Linked DNA regions of Mus musculus: all the other regions are linked to region 1. Evidence: chromatin loops called from intact Hi-C (ENCODE). Cell type or tissue: left cerebral cortex. All regions are shown on one strand.

The links. Peaks named below come from ENCODE experiments on the same cell type or tissue, not always from the same donor. Only the 100,000 strongest peaks of a DNase experiment are listed, where the experiment ranks them.
Region 2: it touches region 1 in a loop (2.3-fold over the local background); 11 of 42 quality-filtered maps call a loop at or near these places.
Region 3: it touches region 1 in a loop (4-fold over the local background); 6 of 42 quality-filtered maps call a loop at or near these places.

Annotation. Positions count from the first base shown.
Region 1 is chr9:57,068,936-57,076,935 of GRCm38, reverse strand. It overlaps Sin3a (transcriptional regulator, SIN3A (yeast)), which reads right to left and starts at 560. Exons shown (of 22, transcript NM_011378.2): 1 at 306-560. Gm10658 (predicted gene 10658) reads left to right here and starts at 4,970. Exons shown (of 3, transcript NR_045886.1): 1 at 4,970-5,327. 2700012I20Rik (RIKEN cDNA 2700012I20 gene) reads left to right here and starts at 887. Exons shown (of 2, transcript NR_152107.1): 1 at 887-978; 2 at 1,093-1,733. In left cerebral cortex, CTCF peaks have their summits at 784, 3,343, 3,862 and 5,114; DNase peaks (open chromatin) are centred at 2,676, 3,343, 3,818, 4,917 and 4 more places; H3K4me3 peaks cover 5,166 bases; H3K27ac peaks cover 4,298 bases.
Region 2 is chr9:56,934,589-56,942,588 of GRCm38, reverse strand. It overlaps Imp3 (IMP3, U3 small nucleolar ribonucleoprotein), which reads right to left and starts at 5,089. Exons shown (of 1, transcript NM_133976.2): 1 at 4,191-5,089. The coding sequence starts at 5,082. The coding sequence ends at 4,528. In left cerebral cortex, CTCF peaks have their summits at 3,871 and 4,871; DNase peaks (open chromatin) are centred at 3,953, 4,876 and 5,178; H3K4me3 peaks cover 1,906 bases; H3K27ac peaks cover 1,390 bases.
Region 3 is chr9:56,990,188-56,998,187 of GRCm38, reverse strand. It overlaps Ptpn9 (protein tyrosine phosphatase, non-receptor type 9), which reads right to left and starts at 3,220. Exons shown (of 13, transcript NM_019651.2): 1 at 2,532-3,220. The coding sequence starts at 2,594. In left cerebral cortex, CTCF peaks have their summits at 1,025 (motif pointing left) and 3,267; DNase peaks (open chromatin) are centred at 2,515, 2,846, 3,282, 4,056 and 1 more place; H3K4me3 peaks cover 2,686 bases; H3K27ac peaks cover 2,636 bases.

The sequences.
Region 1 (8,000 bases):
TCCCGCCCATAAGGGAGAAGGGGCGGGGTCACAGCCGCGGGCCTTTAGCGCGAGCCCGTCCCGCCCCTTTCTCCACCACCGCACGCGCGCCGGCCCCGCCTCTGATCGGCGGGACTAGGACCCGCCCCTCCGTGCGCACCGGGACTACGCTCTCCTCCCCCTCCCGCACTGAGTGCGGCTCCGCTCCGCCCCCCACAGCCACGCACGGGAAGCCGAGGTCAGCCCCCCCGAAAAACACACGCCCTCCAGTCCCGGGTTACCCGCCACCCAGCTGCTGGGCGGACCGCGGTGCGGCGTGCTCTCACCGCAAAAGCTCCAGCCACTCAGCCTGTGCGTCGCTCCCGGCGTGAGCCTCGCACCCAGCACGGAGGCCCCGGAACGGCGCGGGCACAGGCCCGCAAGAGCGGACTGGCAACCTCCTTTGCGCCCACGAAGCGGTCACAGGCCTGGGTGCCCAGACTGGGAAGGAGGGAGGGAGGGAGGGAAACTCTAAGGGGGGAAGGGGAGGGGGGAAGATGGAGAAACCGTCTCTGCCGCCTCTACCGCCGCGGCCGCTTCTCTGTTACCCGGGAAATCCCGCCCACTCTCCCGGCCCGCCCCGCCGAGGGAAGGCTTAACCTCGCTCCGCCACGGGATATATTACCCATCCGTCAATGGTTTAGCCAATCACTATGCCGCAAAGACCTACTCCCGCCCTCTTCCCTCGCTGGGAGGGGAGAGCGAGCCGCTCACCTTCTCCACGCCCCTATTGGCGGGGAGAGTCCCTAACTCAACCCCGCCTATTGGAGACTGATTGCCGAATCCCTCCTCCGGGCTCTAATACTATTGGAGGAAGAGGAGTACCTCTTCACATCTCATTGGAGAGTCTCACATATCCCTCCCCATACCGCCCCAGCCACAGGCCTAACAAATCGGCTCCCGCCTCCGCCGGTCCCTGCATTGGAAGACTACCTTTGCTTCTCTCATAGCCCCAGGAAGGTAAGTAACCAATGTGGGGTAAAAATGTCCTTAAGTGAGGCCGACTCCACCCACTACACGGCTGGGCCAGGCCCCGCCCCCAATGATCTGATTGGACTATCTTGGCGCCGGTAGGAGCCGCCATTGGACACGGCGCCGGTCCAGGAAGGAGACCATTCCGCCCTGCGCGAGGATGCTGAACCTTAGCAGTCCTTTTGTGGAATGTTTACACTGGAGACTGAACCTCAGCGTTCCAAGGCCGGGATCGGAGATGGCGGGGAGCTCAGCGGCCGAAACCCGAGGCTTTGAGATTTGAAAAGGAAAAGGCAGTAGTATTACCCGCCGTGGAGAATTAACCAAAACAATGACAGAAAGCCTTGTCCTTCCTACCCACTTATTTTTACACTTTCACGGTCTTCTAAACACAGCCATCTGGAGCACTCAGCAGCTACTTTCAGCAAGCCGACTCCAAAATTAAGGTCTGGAGCTCTAATCTGATCCAAAAGCCCAGATATTACTAGCTGGTCACTAGGGCTGACTGAATACTGTGACACTGGGACAACCAGAATCTGCAGCCCTCAGGGGGCGGAGATAACCCAGCGGAGGCCTTTAAATGTCACCGCCTGGGCAAGCCTCCGGAAGGCGGAGCATGAAGGGAAAATGTATACTCTATTGGTCGGGTAGATCCAGGGACATTTTAAACTGGAGGAAGAGAGGCTGAAAACCTCACACAGACCACTGCATAAATAAACCTTGAGTGTGCACTTACGTTCACAGAAGGAGTAAAAATTCCAGATTGTGTGAAGGATATGGTCTTAAGAATGACTGTTCAAGGGGAAGGGCTGTAATCGCAACCATTCGCGAAAGGGCAGGAATAGTCTGAATTTAGGAACCCTAAGGCCAGCCCTTCAAAAAAAAGGGGGGTGGGCATTCCTCCTTAGCAGAGTGAGTTAATGGCGGTCTCTAAGCCTTCTGGGTAAGTAACAATGCCTGAACACAAAAAGTGCTTTGAAATACCTAGTTCTTGGGCTGGTGAGATGGCTCAGCGGCTAAGAACGCCGTCTGCTCTTCCAAAGGTCCTGAGTTCAAATCCCAGCAACCACATGGTGGCTCACAACCATCCGTAATGGAATCTGATGCTCTCTTCTGGAGTGTCTGAAGACAACTACAGTGTACTTACATATAATACATTAATTAATTAATAATAATAATAATAATAAAGACCTAGTTCTTTTATTTATTCACTAGTAAGGCGTGGGCCCGATGCCGACCTTGCTTTGGGGAGGCTTTCGCTGTGCCATGAGAGGTTAGGTGGGATTAGTCTTACCGCATTCTAGAGCAAAAGGGGGAGAGGGAACCTCCCTAGAGTCGAGTGTCCCCAGGAGATACGACACCGGGGAACCGTTTCGTAAATCCAATACTGTCCTCCTGTAAATCCTGCGGAGACTGCCATAAACAAGTGTTGGCAACAGGTGGGTCTAACTCCTAGGATGGCTTCACGGCGTGAGGCCATAGTAAAGAGTTGTGAACTCCAAGAGTGGCCGACAGGTGGGAGCAGCCACACCGGTAGCCAAGCCAAGCCCTGTTCCAGGACAGTGCTCTAAAATAAGAAAAACTAGCCAAACCGTTCCAGGCTGAAGTAGCACTCCAAAACTGACAGATGCCTATCCTTAACTGAACTGCCTTACCCACCAGGCTGGGTACCTACCATACAATGTACAGCACTCCCACCACGGTATCAACAAACACCCCCGAATCCTTGCTAGAAATGAGCCTCACGGACTTCCCTTGACTGCAGCGACCGAGGTATCGTAGATCTTGCCAAAGGTTCCATTACTAGGTTGTCATAATCTTAGATTCCGCCGACTAAGGATCAAGATTGCCTTGCACAAGGAATTAAGGATGCGGCCAATGTCCAAGCTTTCTGAAACTTAAATTTAAGGAAGTCAAGGGGCACGGAGAAAAACAGCAAAAGTTGATCGGGCTGGAGGGTAGAACTCATTCCCTCCCCTCCGTGCAGCAGCCCTGGAGCGATGCTTTCTGGAGTAACAGCGCAATTGTCGGGCTTCACCTCGAAGGCTAGCCGATCCCTAGACTCGGAAGAATCTTTGTGTGCCTCCAAGGCTTTCCCCGCCCCCCTAACTAAGGGCGCGGAGCCTGAGACTTCCGGGCGGGAGGGAAGTTGCAGGGAGCTAAAAGGGCCTCAACCATGTGCTGAGCGCGCTCACGAGAAAGGGGGGGCAGGGAGGAGAACGTCTCCTCCTAGCTTACCCCAGAAGGGGAAGGCCTATCCAATTCGCCAATCAGAAACAGGGACGGGGGCTTGTACCTCACGTAAGCCCCAGGAATCCTCCCTCCGCCCTTCGAAGAAAAAAAATTTTAGCAACTTAAACTCCAGTCCAACCTCCCGATAGGCGGAGCTCTAGAGAATATCATCCAATGCATACACGAGAAGGGAAAGAGGGACTCGAATCCAACCAGTGAAAGACAAGAGAAGGCGGAGCCTCTGGAGAACCCAAAGTGGGTGGAAGAGGAAATGTCCCCGCCCCTCTCGGGTCCCCTCCAGGCCGGTTGCACAAGCTCCCTGCAAGAGATAGTAAACAGTCTTGGCCAGGCAATGGAGGCAGAGATGGCCGCGCATTTCGAGAACTGGCCCTGCGCCTGCCCTCCCCGCCTGCACCGCCACTGCACGCAGTTTGCTCCGGTGCCCCGCCTCTCGGCCCGCAGCCGCCATCCGGCTGACAGGCGCGCCCCTCCCCGCCCGCTGATGCATTTCCTTTTCCCTATTCCAAGCGTGGAGTCTGTTTTCCCAGTTTCCGACCTTCACTGCCCCTTTCAGGCCACCCCTTCGTGAGCGCGCGCGCGCACAAGGCTGCCCCCTCCCCGTACGCGGCCCTGTGGCACGCAGCGGCACCTCGCGGAAGAGGGAGCCCCGGCAGCACACACACTACTCAGGGAGGGGGAGCAGCCGCCGCGGCCGTGAGGTGGGCGGGGAAGGAGGCAGCTCCATGTTTGCGAGGGGATCAGCTGGGGCCGCGAATTGAATCCGCCGAGTTCCTAGAGCTTTTCTACACTCAGCAAGCGCTCCACGCCGGACCGCAGTCTAGCCGGTTCTGCAGCCGAGTACTTGCTAAAATGCCGTGTTCGGACACACCGGCAGCTCCCAGGCTAGTGGCTGGAACCTCTCCCGCCCCAAGTCTCCTCCGGCAAATACAGCCATTGCCCCCGCCCCCAGAGTCCTTAACAACCGCGGGCCCACGGTGCCCGCGCCTCCCCAGAGCGCGCCCACGACCCTTCCAAGTTTGCCGGCAGAAGCAAACGCTCAGGGCGGCCACTGCACTCGCCCAGCGTGGTTAGCGGAGAAAGACCGTGGGGCCCGGCTTGCTCTTAAACTCCAGCGGTCGACCAACTCCGGACACCGTGAGCTCGGTGGGCCCGACTGGCCAGGCTGCGGCCGCCGCCCCCTGCCGAGGCCGCTCGCCGCAACCAGGGCCCTCTTCCCTCTTTTTCTTCTTTATAATTATTTTTTAAAATATTTTTAAAGCATTTACAAGAGCAGTTGGTCTTCTGCTGGCCCATTCCCCAATGAGCTTCCTAAACCTATCGAAACCGACTGCTTGGTAAAATAAATTGGGCGGCGCGGCCGGCGCGAGGGCGACCCAGGCCGGGCCAGCCCCCTCCCCACCGTTCCAGCCCTGCTTGGAAACACACTACGAGCGGGCGGCGCCAAGCGCTCTCCTTCCTGGCCTGCCCCTAGCCTACCTCAACCGCGGGACTCCGAGCCTCCCCGTAGCTCTGTCTTGGGGACTGCAGCACCCACACAGACTTTGTGCAGCCAAAGCAAGCGACCAAAGAACTAGACCCCCAAAATACCGAAATTGGGGAGACCAAATTAAAAGCAGCTGTTTAACATACCTCCGGAACCAGGCGAGGAGTCCTGAATGAGAGGGAACGCCCCCCAGTATCTATTGGCTTTCCTGCGTATACGTCAGTCCCAATGGGTCCGCCTCCTCTCTCTCCCCGCCCCTTCCCCTTCATTGATCGCCCCTTGCCTCCACCGAAATAAAAATAAATAATTAAACTATCCACGAGTAAGAGTCGCCTCCAAAGCAGAGGCTCTTACATCTCTCACACCGCCACTTGGAGTTTTTCGAGGACTTCGGACTTAGGCCTTTTGGGATTTGGAGTTCCGCAGGGTGGAAGCTAAAGGAGGTGCATCTTAACTACACGGCCCCGGTTTCCTTCACACACAACCCATTTGGAGCTGGGTCTGGAGAAACCTGTAACAGTCTATGGCCCTACCACTTGGACGCATCATATCTCAGAAGCTAAACAGAGTCCGGCCTGGCTAGCATTTGGTTGGATTAGAGGTAAGTAGCGATTGGCTGCAACGTCTAGACTTTCCTGGCTGTTAAACGTGTGTCCAGTCTACATTGTAAGGTGCCTTTCAGCCATGAATTCCGAAAACCTGGAAAACTGGCACTTGTCTGAGCCGCTATGGGGTGTGAATCAGGTATTTCACTCTGTCTGCTATCTAGTGCAATTTTAAACTGGCTGGAATATTCACGATATCCTCCAAACACTCAGATGCTTGCTGCAGGAAGTAAGGCGAAGTCTTTCCCAACCCTATCTCTCTCTCTCTCTCTCTCTCTCTCTCTCTCTCTCTCTCTCTCTAAGTAGATCCACAGTCATTTCAACATGAGTAATTCTGTTTAGCTAGCAGTCTGAACAAAGAGTGCCACACACACATAGCAGGCACAGAGGCTGTTGGACTGGTGAGTTTACTGGCAACAAAGGTGCATCTTGGATTGGGGAATAGATTGGGAAAAGCAATGGCAAATTTGTCCCCTATTCATCACCTAGTCCAGAAAAGTCTCCTCATTTTGAGCAGCCCTCAGATGAAGCTCTTAACTGCCTCATTTGCTATTTATCAGTAACATATTTGTTCAAAAGAGCTGAGCAGAAAGCACGTGGTTTGAGCAAGAAACTGTTTTGTTGTTGTTGTTCCATCCTTTTGCTTGTTTTGTTTTGGAGACAGGATGTCATGTAGCCCAGACTGATCTCAAACTCATAGCAGATGGCATTTTCTCCTGCTTCAACCTCCCCAAGTACTTGGATTCTAGCTGTGCATGACCATATCAGCTTTATGTGGTTCTGGAAATCAGACCTAGTACTTCATACATGCTAGGCAAGCACTCTTCCCATTTAGTTACAGCCCAGCCCCCAAGAACCACTTATTTTGGAGGTCATTGAAGAAAGGGAGTTAGCTTGGGTATCAGGTAGGATATGAACAGGAAAGGATTCTCTGGCAGCTGGATGACTATGCCAACAACCTAGTTATTTATAAGAACTTTACAATGCTTTATATGGTGATAAATAAATGCCTGTCATCTCATCATTTGGGAGGCAAAGGGAATAAGACCTTGAGTCCAAAGCCAGCCTAGGCTACAGAGTGGATCTCATCTCGTTTAAAGAGAGTCTACTTGAGAATAATCCCAAGGAAGAGGAGGCAGCTGGCTCAGTGTAGATAACAGAAGAGGTAGCCAGTGGCCTTCTGTGGTTACTAGATGAAAGAGGGTTGGCATAGCCAGTGTTGTGTTCAGGTAAATCTCTTCCTAGTTCAGGGCTTCAGTTCCCAGAAAAATGAGGGAGAGCATGGGTCTACAGAGAAGGGGTCCTTAAAGATAGTGTTAGGATCCTTCCCTGACTGGAGTCCATGTGGAAAGCTGTCACTGAGGGAGACAGGACAGGTGAGAAGTACAGACTTAGGAAGGGCAATGGCATTCCACCTGGTATACAGGAGCTAGAATGTCTGTGGTAGCTGGAAAGAACTGTGTAGTGGCAAAGGCCAGGTGATGAGGACAGTGGGTTCAGTGTGAGGCCTGACACAGCCGTGAAAGTCAGTGTTCATCCTCTCTAGAATGAGGATCAACTTTTAGCTGAAGGCATAAATAGATACTGCGTTACTGAGGTGAGGCACAGTGGTACTACAGAGAGAACACTAGTCAGAAATGCTGAGCCCCATTTATGTTGGCTCCCATTTAGTCCACCCTCACCTGTGGCTCAGCCTTCTCTAAGGATAATAACTCTTTCCCTGTTTTGAGGCCAATACAATTATTACCTTATACAGTTTCTGAATCTCAGTGGAGGCCAGAAGCTGAGGCATTTGACTATTATCCTAAACAGCAAGTGGCACATGCTGTAGATAAAGTTACTTATTTTGTGTGTGCACATATGAGCATGAATGCACATGCATGCATATGTGTACCTGTGTGTGCACCCATACAGTATTGTGTGCACCAATGCATAGTTGAAGGATGTTAAGTGTCCTGCTACCAACCCCTGCCTTGTTCCCTTGAGAGAAGGTCTTTCCTGAATCTGGAGCTAGGCTGTTGGTCAGCAAGTTCCATTGATTCTCTTGCCTCCCCATCTGCTACTCCCCAGCTCTTGGGTTACAGGCATGTATGTAAAAAAACCATACTGGTCTTTTTATGTGGGAGCTGGAGAGTTTAACTTGGGTCTTCATGCTTGAGCAACAAGAGTTCTTACCCACTGAGCTATGTCTCCACCCTCATTATGGAGAAAGATATGGCTGATGCTTAGACTTTTCTGAACACTCTTTAGATTGAGATCTTAAGAACATCGACTATACCTAATTTGACTTTGGGGTCTCTGTATTCAAGGGGCACCAGGGGGAACCCAGTAACTGTTTCTGACTCAGTGTTATATGGACACTCAACATTTCTTACTGGCCCACTAGTGAAAGTACAATTGAATGGATCTGGGTGAGCATTCTCCTTGGGAAACCGACATGCCTGTGTGTGAAATACCCTGCGAGTCTGAGGCCACAGACCGTGGAGGGGCTTACCTACATGAAGTAGCCAAGCTACGTTTATCTAAGTCCAAGTCCTGAAATTGTTTCATCTCCCATATGCTGTTTCTGCATACACTCAGGCTACGATCCAAGTCGAAGACTTTGGAGAAAATACTGAGCCTTCCTTCCTGAAGCACACACCTTACCTACCTAATTCTAACAGCAGTTT
Region 2 (8,000 bases), 130 kb after region 1:
GCACAGCAGGTAAGAGCGTATCTAGTCTTTCGGAGGACCTGAGTTCAATTCCCAGCACCCATATTAGGAAATTCAAAACTCCCTCTAACTCCAGCAAGCTCCAGGACATCCAATACCTCTGGCCCCTGCGGGCACTTGTATTCATAATAAGCACATAATTCACATGTATACACAATTAACAATAATAAATCAATTTTTTGGAAACAGGGGTTTTCTGTGTAGCCCTGCCGTCGTGGAACTTGTTCTGTAGATCACACTGGCCTTGAATTTAAGAGGTTAGCTTCCTTTTGCCACCCAAATGCTGGGATTAAAGGTGTGTTCTACCATCAGCCAGCAGTAAATCTAAATAAAACAAAATAGAAAACCTTTTGAGTTGAATGTGGTAATATACACTTGAGGTCCCTGCTACTCAGGAAGCTGGAGGCAGAAGGGTCACTGCTTGGGTTCAAGAACTGTAAACCAGCCTGGACAACATAAAGACCCTGCTTCCAATATTAAGCTGGGTGTGGTGGCACCTGCCTTTAATCTCAGCATTTGGGAGACAGAGGCTGGTGGATCTCTTGAGTTCAAGACCAGGATGGTCTACAGAGTGAGCTCCAGGATAGCCAGTGCTACATTGAGACCATGTCTCATCTCCTACCTTTCAACCCCACCCCTCCTCCCACAACAAAACAAAACCCAAAAAACACAAACGATGAGCTAGGCATGGTGATGCACACTTTAATCCCAGTACCCAAAAGACCTGCAGGAATTCTCTGAATCCAAGACCTGTTTAGTCTACACAGTGAGGTCCAGGTCAGCTACAGCTAAATGGTAAGACGCTACAAATAATTTAAAAAGTAAAAGGAGCCAGGCAGTGATGGTACATGCCTTTATCCCGGCATTCTGGGGCAGAGGCAGGCAGATAGATCTCTGAGTTTGAGGCCAGCATAATCTACAATGTGAGCTCCAGGACTGCCAAAACTACACAGAGAAACTCCATCTCGAAAAACCAAAAGAGTCAAAGAACTAGGCTATAGCTTAGTGATGTGTGTAGCCTGCATGGAGAAAAGAAAGGATTGGCTTTTGCTGCCAGGAGATGCAATAAACACTCTGAGGCAAGTTGCCATAGCTACTTTTGGAAAAGATTTATTTATTCTCATTTTGTGTATATGAGTGCTTGCCTGAATGTATGTATGTATATCACCTGCATGACTGGTGCTCAGAGGTCAAAAGCAGGCACTGAATCCTGGGAACTGGAGTTATACATAGTACATATACAAAGTACCATATGGGCAATGGACATCAAACCTAGGTTCTCTGCAAGAAAAGCAAGTACCCTGAACTGCGAAGGTCTCTCAAGCCCTATGCCATAGTTATGTAACAGGGCCCCAGACCTTAGTAGGCCTGCAGACCTCACACAACCGACTCCATGATGGCAGTGCCATTCAGGCTGTAAAACAATGAAAACAAATACCTAATCCATCAAAGTCCATAGCTCTGGAAACGTCTCTCAAAGTACTACTTTTGGGCTTTTGTAATTCCACTTCTGGCAAACTGTTCTTGTTAAGTGTGTCAACCCAAAACGTGATTTTTATGCTTTAAAGCTCACCCTGGAAAAGGCTCAGTGTAGTGGACTGAGGGCCAAAAGATTTGGTAGTGACTTAAACCTATGTCCAAACAGTACTCTCTGGTGAATACCCCCAAGTTATTTATAACAAACATACACAAACATACAGCTGGGCTGTGCCACCTCTCCAGATCATTCTTTTTTGTTTTGTTGTTTTTCGGAGACAGGGTTTCTCTGTGTAGCCCTGGCTGTCCTGGAACTCACTTTGTAGACCAGACTGGCCTCGAACTCAGAAATCCGCCTGCCTCTGCCTCCCAAGTTCTGGGATTAAAGGCGTGCGCCACCATGCCTGACATTCTCCGGATTACTCTTGTTCTTCTCCTTTTGTTTTAGACAGGATTTCTCTGTGTAGTCCTGGCTATCCTGGAACTCACTGTAAACCAGGTTGACCTCAAATGCAGAGATCCACCTGCCTATACCTCCAGGGTGCTGAGTTTGAAGGCATGTGCCATACAGCCCAGCCTCTATAACTCCTTAAAAGTATTAGTTTTGTTTATGTGTGTGGATATACATATGTAAGTGCAGGAGCCTGAGGAGGCTAAGGTATTTCATGCCCCTGGAGCTGGAGTTATAGGTAATTTTAAGTCTGATACACTGGGATCCTCTTCAAGAGCTGTGCAAGCTCCTAACATCAGAGCTTTTTTTGTCTTCACTTTCAGCGGCTGTTTTGCTTTTTAATTTGGGGGTTGGGGATGAGGTACTGAAACTGGGTTTCTTTGTAGCTCTGGAATTTACTCTCTAGACCAGAGATCCAACTGCCTCTGCCTCCTGGGTGCTGGGATTGGATGAGTCCAAAGAAATATTATTAAAGGCATATGCCACCATGCCCAATTTTTCTCCCTCTCTTGGTAGATGGGTATTTTGCTTGCATGTCTATATACATATGCATGGCTGGAGGAGGATATTGGATCCCTTGGAAGTAGAGTTTTTGGAAGAACAGCTAGTGCTCTTTACTGCTTAGTCATTTCTTCAGTCTTTTATTTCTTGAGACACTGGCTTTGCAGCCTTGGCTGACCCCACACTTGCAGTGTTTCTGCTTAGTGCATAATACACCAGCTCTGACTAACTTCTTCTATAGCATCCTGCTGAAACCAATCACTGCCTAGTGTTGCTACTGACCTGGAGGCTGACACTCCAACATATCTTTTAAGGACTGGCTGTGCATTAGCACTCTTAAAACTCTTAATTCATTTATCAAGCAATCAAATACTGACTTATCTTCCTTTCTCACCTGAAAAGTGCAGAGTAACTGATCTACTCATTTAAATGGGTTTGTTGGGAGGGTATATATTACCCATGTAAACCTGTGTCTAATATTTGGAATCATTTCATGTTACCTTCCCTAGTTTTACTTTTTTTTTTTTTAAGATTTATTTATTATATCTAAGTACACTGTAGCTGTCTTCAGATGTACCAGAAGAGGACATCAGATCTCATTACAAATGGTTGTGAGCCACCATGTGGTTGCTGGGATTTGAACTCAGGACCTTTGGAAGAACAATCGGTGCTTTTAACCACTGAGCCATCTCTCCAACCCTAGTTTTACTTTTTAAAAAATTTTGTTTGTATGAATGTAAATGACGTACCATGCATGTGGAAGGGTCGGCTCTCTCCTTCCACCATGTGGGTTCCAAAACTAAATTCACACTGTCAGCCTGAGCAGCAAGTGCCTCTCTCCCCATTGAGCTATCTTGCCTGGCTCACTAGCAAGGAAGAGGAAGCACATAAAATCTGAGCCTCATCAGTGCACACTGTAATATTAGCACTGGAGAGGCTGAGACAGGAGGATCACTTCTAGTTCCAGACCAGCTTGAGCTTCAAATCAAAACCGGTCTCAAAAGAGAGAGAGAGAGAGAGAGAGAGAGAGAGAGAGAGAGAGAGAGAAGAAAAATAACCCCTACACAAATACCTTAATCTGCCAGACTCTGAATTCTATTTTGTATTTGGTCTGGGATAAAACTTGGTGCTCTATTTACCAGTTCTATTGCTTTATGGTTTTCCTTTTGCTTCTGCTGCGTTTTTTTTTTTTTTTTTTTTAAAGTCCTAAATTTCTCTGCATAGCCCTGGTTGTCCTCATGTCGACCAGGCTGGCCTGGAACTCAAAGATCTGCCTGCCTTAACCTCCTAACTGCTGGGATTAAAGGCTGTGCCAGCACTACCTCGCCCTTTTGCTTGTTTTTTTTTTTTGGGGGGGGGGGTGTCCTTAACTCTGAAGCCAGGACCTTGAAGAACATCTGTTTTCAGGAACCTCCTGGGTCCCTTCTAACCACTAGCTGGCCAAACTACAGGGCGATCATTTCCTTAGGCAAGCAAACACTCCAGGACTTTAATATGGTATTTCCTGGGGCTGGAATATCAACAGGAAGTCTTGTGGATAAAAGCTCTGCCAAAACATTCATTCCGAGAAAAGGACTGGTTAAGTGACAAATCTGCCCAGCTTGTACAACATCCTGCAACCTCCACGTGAGGCTCCAAAGCCTCACGCCTTCAACCCTTTTCCTGCCCTTAGGCTCTTCAGCTAGCAAGATAATAGATATGGCTATGTAGGACCCTAGGTAAGAAGAACGACCAGACAAAAATGTGCACTTAAACAACGTCGGTGGGACATTTATTGGCATTAGGAAAGGGTTTCTTTAAACGATATAAATATACTGAACTCAAACTCTCCATCCAGACGGTCCTATTTCAAGATGAAAGCAAAGGGGAAGAGGTAACATTCCTGCTTCTACACCACAAAGTTTAAGGCACAAGAAGCTAGCAATCCCCAGTGCGGTACAAAACTGCTTCCCACTGTCTCTCAAGACACAGTCACTTAATTGTCAGTCCAAATTCTAGGAAAAATTCCCAGTACACCGGGGCAATCCTCCCCATCCCCGGTTCAGTGACCTGTAGCTGAGAAGCCAGGACAAGAAGACTCGCTAGGCATCTAGATCAAAGTCATCGCGCTCCTCATTGTACTCCAACACGTGCCGCTTGATCTTGGATGAGTCCACCCAGGTGACAAAGTCCTCCATGCTGCGAGTGACGAGAAAGGCGGGATCAGTGACCACGTCTGGGCCCACGCGGACATGACCCTGCTCCACAAAAGCCACAGCAGCTTGGAGATGCTGCGCCATGCGTAGCTTGAGGAGCAAAGTAGGCAAGCGGCGGCGGCAGAAGGACGAGGCCGAGACGGAGTCGCAGAGTTCCAGTGAGCCGCGCGTGGGCACCAGGCCCATAGCGTACAGCTTGTCCAACAGCGCCGCCGAGGCGCGCACGCGGAATGGGTCGCGTTCCGGCAGGTCGCGCAGGCGCCGCGCCAGCTCGCGCACCGCTCGGCTCAGCTGGTTGTAGCGCGTGTACTCCTCGCGCCGCTGCAGCCGGTACCGCCGCAGCACACGCAGTTCGTGGAGGTTGTGGTCGGTGACTTCCCAGTTTAGGAAGTCCACCTGTTTCAGCAGCTTCTGCTCGTGGAACTTAAGCTTCCGCACCATGATGGAGAATGCGGGAGAAAGGGAATACGTTGAAAATCTAGCGTAATTTCCGCCTCGACGTAGAAAGACCCCGCCTCTAGATCACTGGACCAATCAAAAGATTGGTTAAAGACACGCCCCCGGTTTTTCATTCGTCCAACTCTGGAACTTCCTGTTTTGAAAGGGGAGCGGGGGAGAAAGAATTGCGGAAGGAGAGCCGTGTCCTGCGAATACACTTTTCCTTGCATGCAGTGCGTATGCAACTAGTCTAGTCCAGTGTTGTGTTTTGTTTTTAAATATTTATTCATTTACGTATTTTGTGTATATGATTGCTCTGTCTTCATACCGGAAGAGAGCTTCAGATCCCCTGTTTGTGGTTTTCCTGGGAATTGAACTCTGGACCTTTGGAAGAGCAGTCAAGTGCTCTTAACCGCTGAGCCATCTTGGCAGCACCTAGTTTACTCTCAGAGTTCTGTCTTTGGTGACTGAAGAGAGTCTGCTCCGTCAATAGCTGTAGATGTCAGTTTCCAGAGAGAGAGGTTACTGCCTTTAAAAGAGTTGTCTCATAGTTTTGGTTGTGAGCCTATTATTTAATGGCTGAGCTATCTCTCCAACTCTGGAAAGATGGCTTAGCAGTTAACAGCACGGCTGCTCTTCCGGAGGTCATGAGTTCAAGTCCCATCGCCCACATAGTGGTTCACAACCATCTATAATGTGATCTGATGCTCTTTTCTGACATGCACATGTACATGCAGCTAAGAGCACTGATACACATAAAACAAATCTTTTTTTTTTAAAGCATACACAACTTTAGAAGAGTGGAATGCTAATAAATAAATAAGAGGATTATCTCTGTCAAAAAACGTGATTAGAACTCTGCAAATGTCTCAGTTCCAGTGGTCCCCAGAGTTGACAAATAGTCCCATCCTGGCCAGCATGAGATCTGTCACTGGACTGGCAGTAGTACCAAACAATCAGGATTGGAAGCATTCCTGCCTCTTATTTTTTTGACACAGTTTCCTTAGGTAGCCCAGGTCAGCCATGAATTCACCACAATATAACCAGATTCAATCCAAAAGGATGAGATTATGAGTGAGCATGTGCCACCATGGCTGTCTTACTTTATTTTATTTTTTGAGACAGAATGTCTCTAGTACTATCTGTCCTGGTAATTTTTATATAGACCAGGCTGTCCTTAAACTCAAAGAGATCCATTTACCTCTGCCTCCAAGTGCTGGAGTTAAAGTGTTACTCAGGTATGTCTGGAGATTGTTTCTGCAATCCTCAGTGACTGATGGTACCCATCAATGATGAGAAATTCAGAGTGTAAGTAGGAGTCCTAACCTTCATCTGTAAGAGGTGAACAGTCTGGTAAACAATTCCTGTCTGAAATCACAGAAGCAGAACGAAGGCCAGAAGAATTTCTACTGAGCCCCTACCTGTTGGGGTAACCTCCTGACACACAAACCATATCAGTTATGAAGGTGTGTCTCTCTACTCTCTATTGCTGTAAGTGAGGCTGGCAGGATATATTGTATTGTCACTTCTACAGCCCACAATGCATGCTTTCTATGTGTCGCTTCCTCATCTACCCCAAAAGATGATTTGCTGAGATTATCACGTTGAAAAGCAAGCTATGAACTTCAGGAGCATGTGAAGGGGTTGGTCCTGCAGATCCAAAGCTGCAGTATCTCCATGGCACCTGGTGTGGTGGTTTGAATATGCTTGGCCCAGGAAGTGGCACTATTAGGAGGTGTGGCTTTGTTGGAGGAAGTGTGTCTCTGTGGGGGGTGGGCTTTGAGAGATCCTCCTCCTAGCTGCCTGGAAGCCAGTCCTCTTTTATTTGCTTTCTGAACAAGATGTAGAACTCTCAGCTCCTCTGTCGCCATGCCTGCCTGGATGCTGTTATGTTTCTGTGATGATGATGGACCGAACTTCAGAACCAGTAAACCAGCTCATATTAAATGTGGTCCTTTATAAAGGGTACCTTGGTCATAGTGACTGACCACAGTAAAGGCCTAACTAAGACAGATGGCAACAACAGTATGTCTGAGAGGAGTCAGTTCTCAGGTGTAGCTGAAGCCAGAGGCCTCCTACCAGACCAATGAAGAATTACAATGAACATTAGCAAGTAAAAAAAATGTGTGGAAAACAGGTAGCACCATGACACACTGAAGCTTCCTTGGTGAGATTTGTTTGTTTGGTTTGGTTTTTTGTTTCCTTTTGGGGGAGGTTGCAAGGGCAAAGGGTAAAGACAAAAGGACAAGGAGATGAGTGGTGCATGATGTGAAATTCACAAAGAACCAGTAAAATTAGCTTTCTAAAAACCAGAAGAGTTCTGCTTTATGTTTCTGTTATCTTCTAAGCAACACCTCTGCCTAAAGGTTACAGGTATTATCTATAACCTGTGTGACTGAAACTGAGAGGCGATTAGGCCAACTGGACTGACCTGCTCACTCCCCCCTCCCTATGCCTCATGCTGGTCTCTGTCATCTTAACTCCTGTTTGTTTCTTTTGAGACAGGGTCTCACTACATAGTCCTGTGTGGCCTTGAATTCAATCTGTAGTCCAGGCTGGCCTCAAACTTACAGAGAACTACCTGCTTCTACCTCCAGAGTGCTGGGTTTAAAGACACATTGCAATAAGCCTGATTGTTTTTGTTTGTTTGTTTGTTTGTTTGTTTTTTGTTATTTTGTTTTTGTTTTTCGAGACAGGGTTTCTCTATATAGTCCTGGCTGTCCTGGAACTCACTTTGTAGACCAGGCTGGCCTCGAACTCAGAAATCCACCTGCCTCTGCCTCCCAAGTGCTGGGATTAAAGGCGTGCACCACCACGCCCGGCTAAGCCCAATCGTTTTATTTCTACTGATGAGATGTTGCCTCAGCCTCCCAAATTCTGGGATTACAGGCATACACCATCATGCCCAGCTTCTGAGAAAA
Region 3 (8,000 bases), 79 kb after region 1:
CTTCTTTTTTCCTTTTTTCAAGATAGGGTTTCTCTGTTCTCCCCTAACTATCCTGGAACCTGCTGTGTAGGACAGGCTGGCCTCAAACTCAGATCCCTCTGCCTCCTGAGTGCGGGAATCAAAGGTGTGTATCACTACAGCTGGCCACATCAGAGTATTCTTTTTTTTTTTTTTTTAATTTAATTTTTTTTTTTTTTTTTTTTTTTTTTTTTTGGTTTTTCGAGACAGGGTTTCTCTGTGTAGCCCTGGCTGCCCTGGAACTCACTCTATAGACCAGGCTGACCTGGAACTCAGAAATTCACCTGCCTCTGCCTCCCAAGTGCTGGGATTAAAGGCATGCCCCACCACTGCCCCGCTGACACATACACATCTTAATATAAAGTGGTATATATAGTGTACAACAGAAACATACACATCTTAAGAACATTTAAGGAATGAAAGAAAAATAATGAATGTGTTAAAAAAAAAAAGTCACCCAGTGTATAATAAATAAATAAAAATAAATCAACCTGTGGTGCAGTAGTGACCCACACCTTTAGTCCCAGCACTCAGGAAGCAGAGGCAGGTGGATCTCTGTGAGTTCCAGGCCAGCATGTTGAGATGCTGCAGGTTGAGAGCTTCAGGACAGACAAGGCTAGTTACACCAAGAAACTCTGTCTCAAAAAAAAAAAAAAAAAAAAAAAAAAAAAAAAAAAATCAAGGTAACACATTAGTAGGGAGGCCTTTCCCAGTCCTGGCAGAGTGGCTCCTTGGCCCTTGGCCACCTGCTTGCACTGTCTCACTAGCATTTTGAAAACACTGTTGCAGTTACCAAGCTGTTACCACTATTTGCAAATTTGTTTTTAAAAAGGTATTCTTAAATTTTTTTTTTTTTACTGGAGAGATGGCTCAGAGGTTAAGAGCACTGACTGCTCTTCCAGAGGTCCTGAGTTCAATTCCCAGCAACCACACCGTGGCTCACAACCATCTGTAATGGGATCCAATGCCCTCTTCTGGTATGTCTACCCTCTTCTGAATGTCTGCCCTCTTCTGGTGTGTCTGAAGACAGCTACAGTATACTCATATACATAAAATAAGTAAATTTAAAAAAAAATTTTTTTTTACTCATGCTGAGTTTATTTAAAGTCAATAAGAGTATAGGTCTGGGGGAAATTAAAAAAACAAAACAAAACAAAAACATCATTTCCACAGAAAGCATGACTTTTCCAAAAGAAAATTCAAGGGCTTTTTAAAAATCAGGTCTTGGGGCTGGAGAGAGCACTGGCTACTCTTTCAGAGGACCTAGGTTCAATTCCCAACACTCACATGGCAGTCACAGGTATCCATAATCCATCTCCAAGTGAGTTGACACCCCCACACAGACATATATGCAAGCAAAACACCAATGCAAATAAAATAAAAATAAATAAACCATAAAAAGGTCTTTAAAAAAAAACCATTAAACCAATGTTAGTTTGTCAAAATAGACATCTCCCCACTCCAGATTGTGTTAGCAAATGTGGGCCTGTGAACTAGGGCGTGAGAGTGTGAAACGGATCATTACCAGCATGTCTCACCTTTTCCTCTTTCATTTATTTTGTAAGGTACAAGCAGATTATGGCCATATTTGAGCACAGCTTCTGTTTGGATATGAGCAGTGCCAAGGAGAGAAGAGCAAGAGCCCAATCCGTGGGGTTCTGAATCTCATCTAGTCCGTGTTTCCACAGCTGGAATATGGGGGGGGGGGTGTAAAGTTATAAGAGCGCTCGCTAGGCTTCTCGCTTACAGAAACCCCTCAAATGATAACGCAAGCTACTACTTTCTGGGAATTTAAGATCTCAAGCTTTAAAAAGGGACAATGGAACTCCAGTGTGGGCTTCAGAAAGATGGAGACTGTCAGATGAGGTGGGGGCAGGGAAATGGGGACGAGGGTAAGAGCCTAGCCTGGGAAAGCAGAATAGGGAGGTCAAGGCCAGGGACTTGGGGAGCTAGAAAAGGAACAGATCTTTCAGGATCTGTCCAAGTAGGCCCGTCACAGCAGTCTGAAAGCCTGAAGGGCTCCTTTGAGAATCTGGGCCACCTCTTTACCAGCGCTACCTCCCCCCATCTTGGGAACGGAGACAACCACCTAGGAATCCTCCCCCCAAATGGCTTTCCTTGCCCTTGAAAACAACGGACCCTCGAGAAAAAAAAAAAAAAATGCAAACGCTTCCAGAGAGTAGAAGGGCCTGGGACAAGGTGTCCTGCAGTCATCCAGTGGGGAGCCCGCCCCAGTTCGAGGAACTTTAATATTCATTGAAATGGAGCAGCACGGACCCCCCCCCCCCCGGAAGTCTCGAAGCATAAGAATCTCAGAGCCAGGGGTCCCACGGCTCCGGGGCTGGGCTGGGCGATGGCCTGGGGCGCGGTCTCCGGCCCGGGGAGGCCAGCCCGCAGGCCTGAAATGCGAGCAGGAGCCGCTGAGGGCCCGGGGCGAGGAGCGCAGCCCGGCGAACAGAGGCCGGCCTAGGCCTCGGAGGCTCGGACACACCCACCGCTGCAGCGGCGCTTACCTGCTCCTCCTCGGGGGTCAGCTCCGGCGCCATGTCCGGCCGGGGCGCGGTCGCCGGCTCCATCCCGCCGCCGCCGGGGCAGGTCTGGTGGGCGAGCGCCAGAACCCGCTGCACTCGCGCTCCGCTTCTGTGGCCCGGCGCCTCAGCAGCTCTCGGTCGGCTCGCGCATGGTGCGAGCGCCCGGCGCCCGCGGCGGCTGCCAACGCCGCTCCTGCTGGCCGGGGAGAGCCCGCTGTCGCTCCCCGCGGAGAGGAAATGCCTCCTGTTTGCTTCACTCCTTTCCTCACGCCACCCCTCCTGTCCTGAGGAGGAGAAAGTGCGGGCGAGGAACTAACAGCAGTTCGAGGTCTGCTTGGCTTTCTTTCTTTTTTAGGAGTCCACAACTTTTACAGCCACCGCGAAGGCGCCTGGCGGGAGTTGGAGGCCGTCGGCCTTCCGAGCCGCTTAACCCCCGGGGCAGAGCTCGCCGGCGCCTCGAGACCGCCCAGCCCGGGCGTCCACGGGGATGCGGGCCCTGCGAACTGCTCCGTGGCCTCGCGGCCCAGTTCCTCAAAAGCCGCCGCGGAGACAGGGAGGGCGGGCGCGAGCGAGCGAGGAAAAGGCGTCCCCCTCCCGGCTCAGGGCCAGCGCTGCGGCCTGCGCCGCGTCCGCCCGAGCCCCCCACGGCTCCATTGAGAAACTGAGCATCTCATTCACAAACAGGAGCCGGGGAGGGCCGGGCCGGACGGGGACGTTGTCCGAGAGGGGGAGACAGAGAGGAGCTGGGAGGAGGGGAGGCTGAGCGGAACGGAGCGGCGCGGCGGGGGAGGGGCTGCGGGGACGAGAGGCGACTCCCCTACGGGAGCGGGAGGGAGACGCGACTGGGAGTTAAAAGAATCCAAAACTGCGCGAGGACCGGTGCCCTTCCCGGTATTCACGGGCGGCTTCTACCTATTCGTGGTAGGGTCTGAAAGGTTGCCTGTGAGGTCCAAGATGCCTCGGATCTGACAGATAAGCAAGGGCCGCATTTCTTTGCTCAATGAATGTATCCTGTAGTCCAGCATCATTGTAGCTAATTGTAATCGGGTACAAAGAGAGAGTGAGGAAGAGACAGAGAGAGACATCCTGTTTCAGAATTCATTCAGGAAGCCCACAGCCTTTGCAAATGCATGATTTTACTCTAGGGTAAACAGCAGAGTCTGGGTCTCTCAGGATAGGAGCATTGAGAAGGCAGGGCTGGGCCTACTGTGATTTTTTTTATCATGTTAGACCAAAGATAAGTATTCTAGAAGGATTTCAAGAAATCGGAGTGCCACAACTAGTCCCCCCAGGACTGAAGTCCAGAAAGAACCAGGGGATGGGTCTTCGGAAAAGAAAATGCTATAGGTTTTGATGCCCATCTTGGAGAACTTTTTAAAAAATAAATTATATATATTCTTAACTCCATTTTGGCACCAGTGCAATAGCAGCTTCAGGGTTACCTCTGCTAAGTTTTTTCCTTTGTGTGTGTGGAGGGTCAGGGGGCCAGGAAAGACAGAGTTTTGAGAAAGGATCTCTATGTACCCCTGGCTGTCCCAAAATTGGCTGTGTAGACCAAGCTGGCCTTGAACTCACAGAGATCTGCCTCTTGAGTGAAGGAATTAAAGGCATGTCCATGCCTCCTTGCCCCTCAACTATGTTAGTTTGTCTTTTGCCACCAGTAAAATGAACTCTACGCTGAACTCAGGAACCTACTCAGGAGTTGGTTTCAGTATTGAAACTGGAAGACAGTCTATAACAAGTCTATCTGCACACCAGACACTGCACTATGCACTGGAGTTAAAATAAGACAGTATAAGATAATGGAAGATGTATCAGGAAGTAAAATAATGAAGACACTCAGGGACTCGCGTGATGGGTCAGTGGTTAAGAATACTGGCTGACCTTGGAGTGGATCTGGGTTCAATTCTAGTACCCACGTGGTAGTATAGAACTTTTAAGGAGCATGTGATGTATAAACATACATCAGGAAAAAAAAAACACCCATACATGTTGTACTGGCTAGTTTTGTGTCAACTTGACACAGCTGGAGTTATCACAGAGAAAGGACCTTCAGTTGAGGAAATGCCTCCATGAGATCCAACTGTAAGGCATTTTCTCAATTAGTGATCAAGGGGGAAAGGCCCCTTGTGGGTAGGACCATCTCTGGGCTGGTAGTCTTGGGTTTTATAAGAGAGCAGGCTGAGCAAGCCAGGGGAGGCAAGCCAGTAAAGAACATCCCTCCATGGCCTCTGCATCAGCTCCTGCTTTCTGACCTGCTTGAGTTCCAGTCCTGCATCCTTTGGTGACCAACAGCAGTATGGAAATGTAAGCCGAATAAACCCTTTCCTCCCCAACTTGCTTCTTGGTCATGATGTTTGTGCAGGAATAGAAACCCTGACTAAGACAAATTGGTACCAGCAGAGTGGGGTATTCCTGTGACAATCTGACCATGTTTTGGGGAGGACTGTGGAAGGACTTTAGAACGTTGTGCTTGAAGATCCATCCGTTGTTAAGAGCTCTGTCAGATGTTGTGTAGGAGCTTGGAAGATAATGTTGAGAACACCGCAGAAGATGGAGCTCTGGTTTGTGAAATTTCAGAGGGAAAATTAAAGACTCTTTTCAGGGCCATTGCTGTTTTGATTGTGAAGATTCTGTAGTTCTGGTTAGCTGGGGCTGAAGAATCAGCTGTGATTAACAAGATACCAGAACTACCAAAGCAAAAACTTTGCATTACTGGGACTATTGATGCTGGTTAGCTGGAGCTAAGAAATTAGCGGTGATTAAGAAGAGACCAGCATCATTGAGGTGACATCTTCTGGGAAGTGTTTTCTGAAAGCACAAAGAGGCTGTGTTCCAGAGATGGCCAAGGTTGTACTCCTGCTGCAGCAGGACTTGGTAATATGTAAGGTTCACCCAGGTGGTACTGGTTTTGAAGGCATGAAGGGGTCACGCAAAGCAGCTGAGGCTCGGTACTGTGAGAGGCCATGGAAGGCCATTGGTGAAGGTGCAGCCTCAGTTGCAATTGAAGGCCCAGGACTGAAGGGGTCATGCAGTGTTTTGGAGATGCCAGTACCATGAGATGACCACCAAGAGCAGCAGCAGCAGTGGGGTACAGGCATCTGGAGCCTAGAGGATGATGTGTGTGCTACAAAGGGCCTGGCTGGAGAAGTGACCCAAGCCCTTGGAGGAGCCCAGAAGATCGTGAGTTGGATCCCAGACATTGGACAGTTGGAGATTGACTTTTGCTTTTGATTGTGACTGTGCCCTGATATTTTCCCTCTTGAAGGAAGAAACTGTTTTAGTGGAGCCCACAGTTAAGAGACTTTTAATTGTAAAAAGACTTTGGATTTTAAAAAAGATGGATATTTTAAAGAGATTGAAATTTTAAGAATATGTAAAGGCTGTGGGACTTTTAAAGTTATTTAGACCTTGGGGATGAATAAGAATGTAAGGGTTGAGGCTTACTAGTGATGTTTTTGTGTGTCAAGTTGACAAGGGGTCAATTGTACTGGCTAGTTTTGTGTCAACTTGACACAGCTGGAGTTATCACAGAGAAAGGACCTTCAGTTGAGGAAATGCCTCCATGAGATCCAACTGTAAGGCATTTTCTCAATTAGTGATCAAGGGGGAAAGGCCCCTTGTGGGTGGGACCATCTCTGGGCTGGTAGTCTTGGGTTTTATAAGAGAGCAGGCTGAGCAAGCCAGGGGAGGCAAGCCAGTAAAGAACATCCCTCCATGGCCTCTGCATCAGCTCCTGCTTTCTGACCTGCTTGAGTTCCAGTCCTGCATCCTTTGGTGACCAACAGCAGTATGGAAATGTAAGCCGAATAAACCCTTTCCTCCCCAACTTGCTTCTTGGTCATGATTTTTGTGCAGGAATAGAAACCCTGACTAAGACACATGTTAAACTTTTTAAAAATGCAAGACTCAAATAATATGCATATGTAGCCATACTTTTCAGTCCCCTTTATTGGGTTCTTATATCTACCACCCTTCTCCTTGCTAGACCCTTCCAACCCCTCAACACTAGGTAGGAGAGGAAGAAGGTTAGAGGGGAAAAAGGGGTATAGAACTCTTTAGACTACTTCCTGTTGATTAGGAGCATCCAGTTCCTAGGGGCAAGTGCCAGTCTCCATTGACAAGAGTATCCCAACCAGCAATCTAGCAATAGCAGCAAAAGGCACCAGCAGCAGCCGCCGACACAGGCCCTCTCAGGGCTCTCAAATTTATACATTCTCAAGTCCCCATAATTCCAAGCATAACTGTCTGCAGCTGCCAAAAATCATGCCCCTCCTAGAGCATAAGACAAATCATAGTTATCAGCTATGAACAATCTGAAGCAGCCCCCCCCCATAGACTCATGTGTAGCCCATAGGGAGCAATAATATTAGATATGGCATTGCCAGAGTAGGTGTGGCCTTGTTGGAGGAAGTGTTTCACTGTGAGGGGAAGGGGAGGGGCTTTGGAGTCTCATGTATGTTCACACTATGCCTGGTGTAGCGGTCTCCTTCTGATGCCTTCGGATCAAGATGTAGAATCTCAGCTCTGTCTCCACCTTTCTAAGAGTTGCCTTAGTCATGTTGTCTCTTCACAGCAATATACACCTAAGACATTAACAAAGTCCTATTTTGTTCCCTTCCAGTCATTTCTGCTTTGAAGGGCAACCACTGTTTTGGCTCAGTATAGCTTTACTAGTGTATTTAAATAGTCATTTAGATGGACATTGGTGGTACATACCTTTGATCCCAGCAGTCAGAAGGCAAAGTGAGGAAGGTGGATCTCTAAATCCAACTTGGTCTATAGAACCCAGGGCAGCCAGGGTTACATGGTGAAACATTGTCTCCAAAATATAACTAAATAAAACAAACAGTCATTTAAACAAATGTAGAAGCTCTAGAACTAACTTGAGGAGTTGGGAGGAGACAGCAGAATAAAACAGTATCAGAAATTACAGGACACACAGGCCACCAAGCCCACGAATTGATAGAAGCTTCTTCCAGTGTGAGATGAAGAGATAATCCTCCCTTCTGCCAGAGTGTGTGGCTGGAACTTTGGCTCACTGTGAGAGTGACAGCAACAAGCAGACCCCAGTGCTGAGAACAGATTAAACACGGAATTTAGAATCCAGTGATTTGTTCTTGTGGCTCTTCAGCCATATGTTCTGCAGGTGTAATTGGAGATGACATGTTTCATTGGCAAGCCACTATGGGATCTAAGGGCAGTCCCTATTAAGGTGGTGCTTTAAAAAAAATCATTATACTACAGATTCCTCTTTATACAACCAATTAACTTATAATCTAAACATTAGCAGTAATGGTAAAATTTGTATCAATATCATGAGATCACAATGGTTTCCTGCTTTAAGTTCTCTCTCTCTCTCTCTCTCTCTCTCTCTCTCTCTCTCTCTCTCTCTCTGTTTTTGGTTTGAGACAGGGCTTCTCTGTGTAGTCCTGGTTGTCATGGAACTCT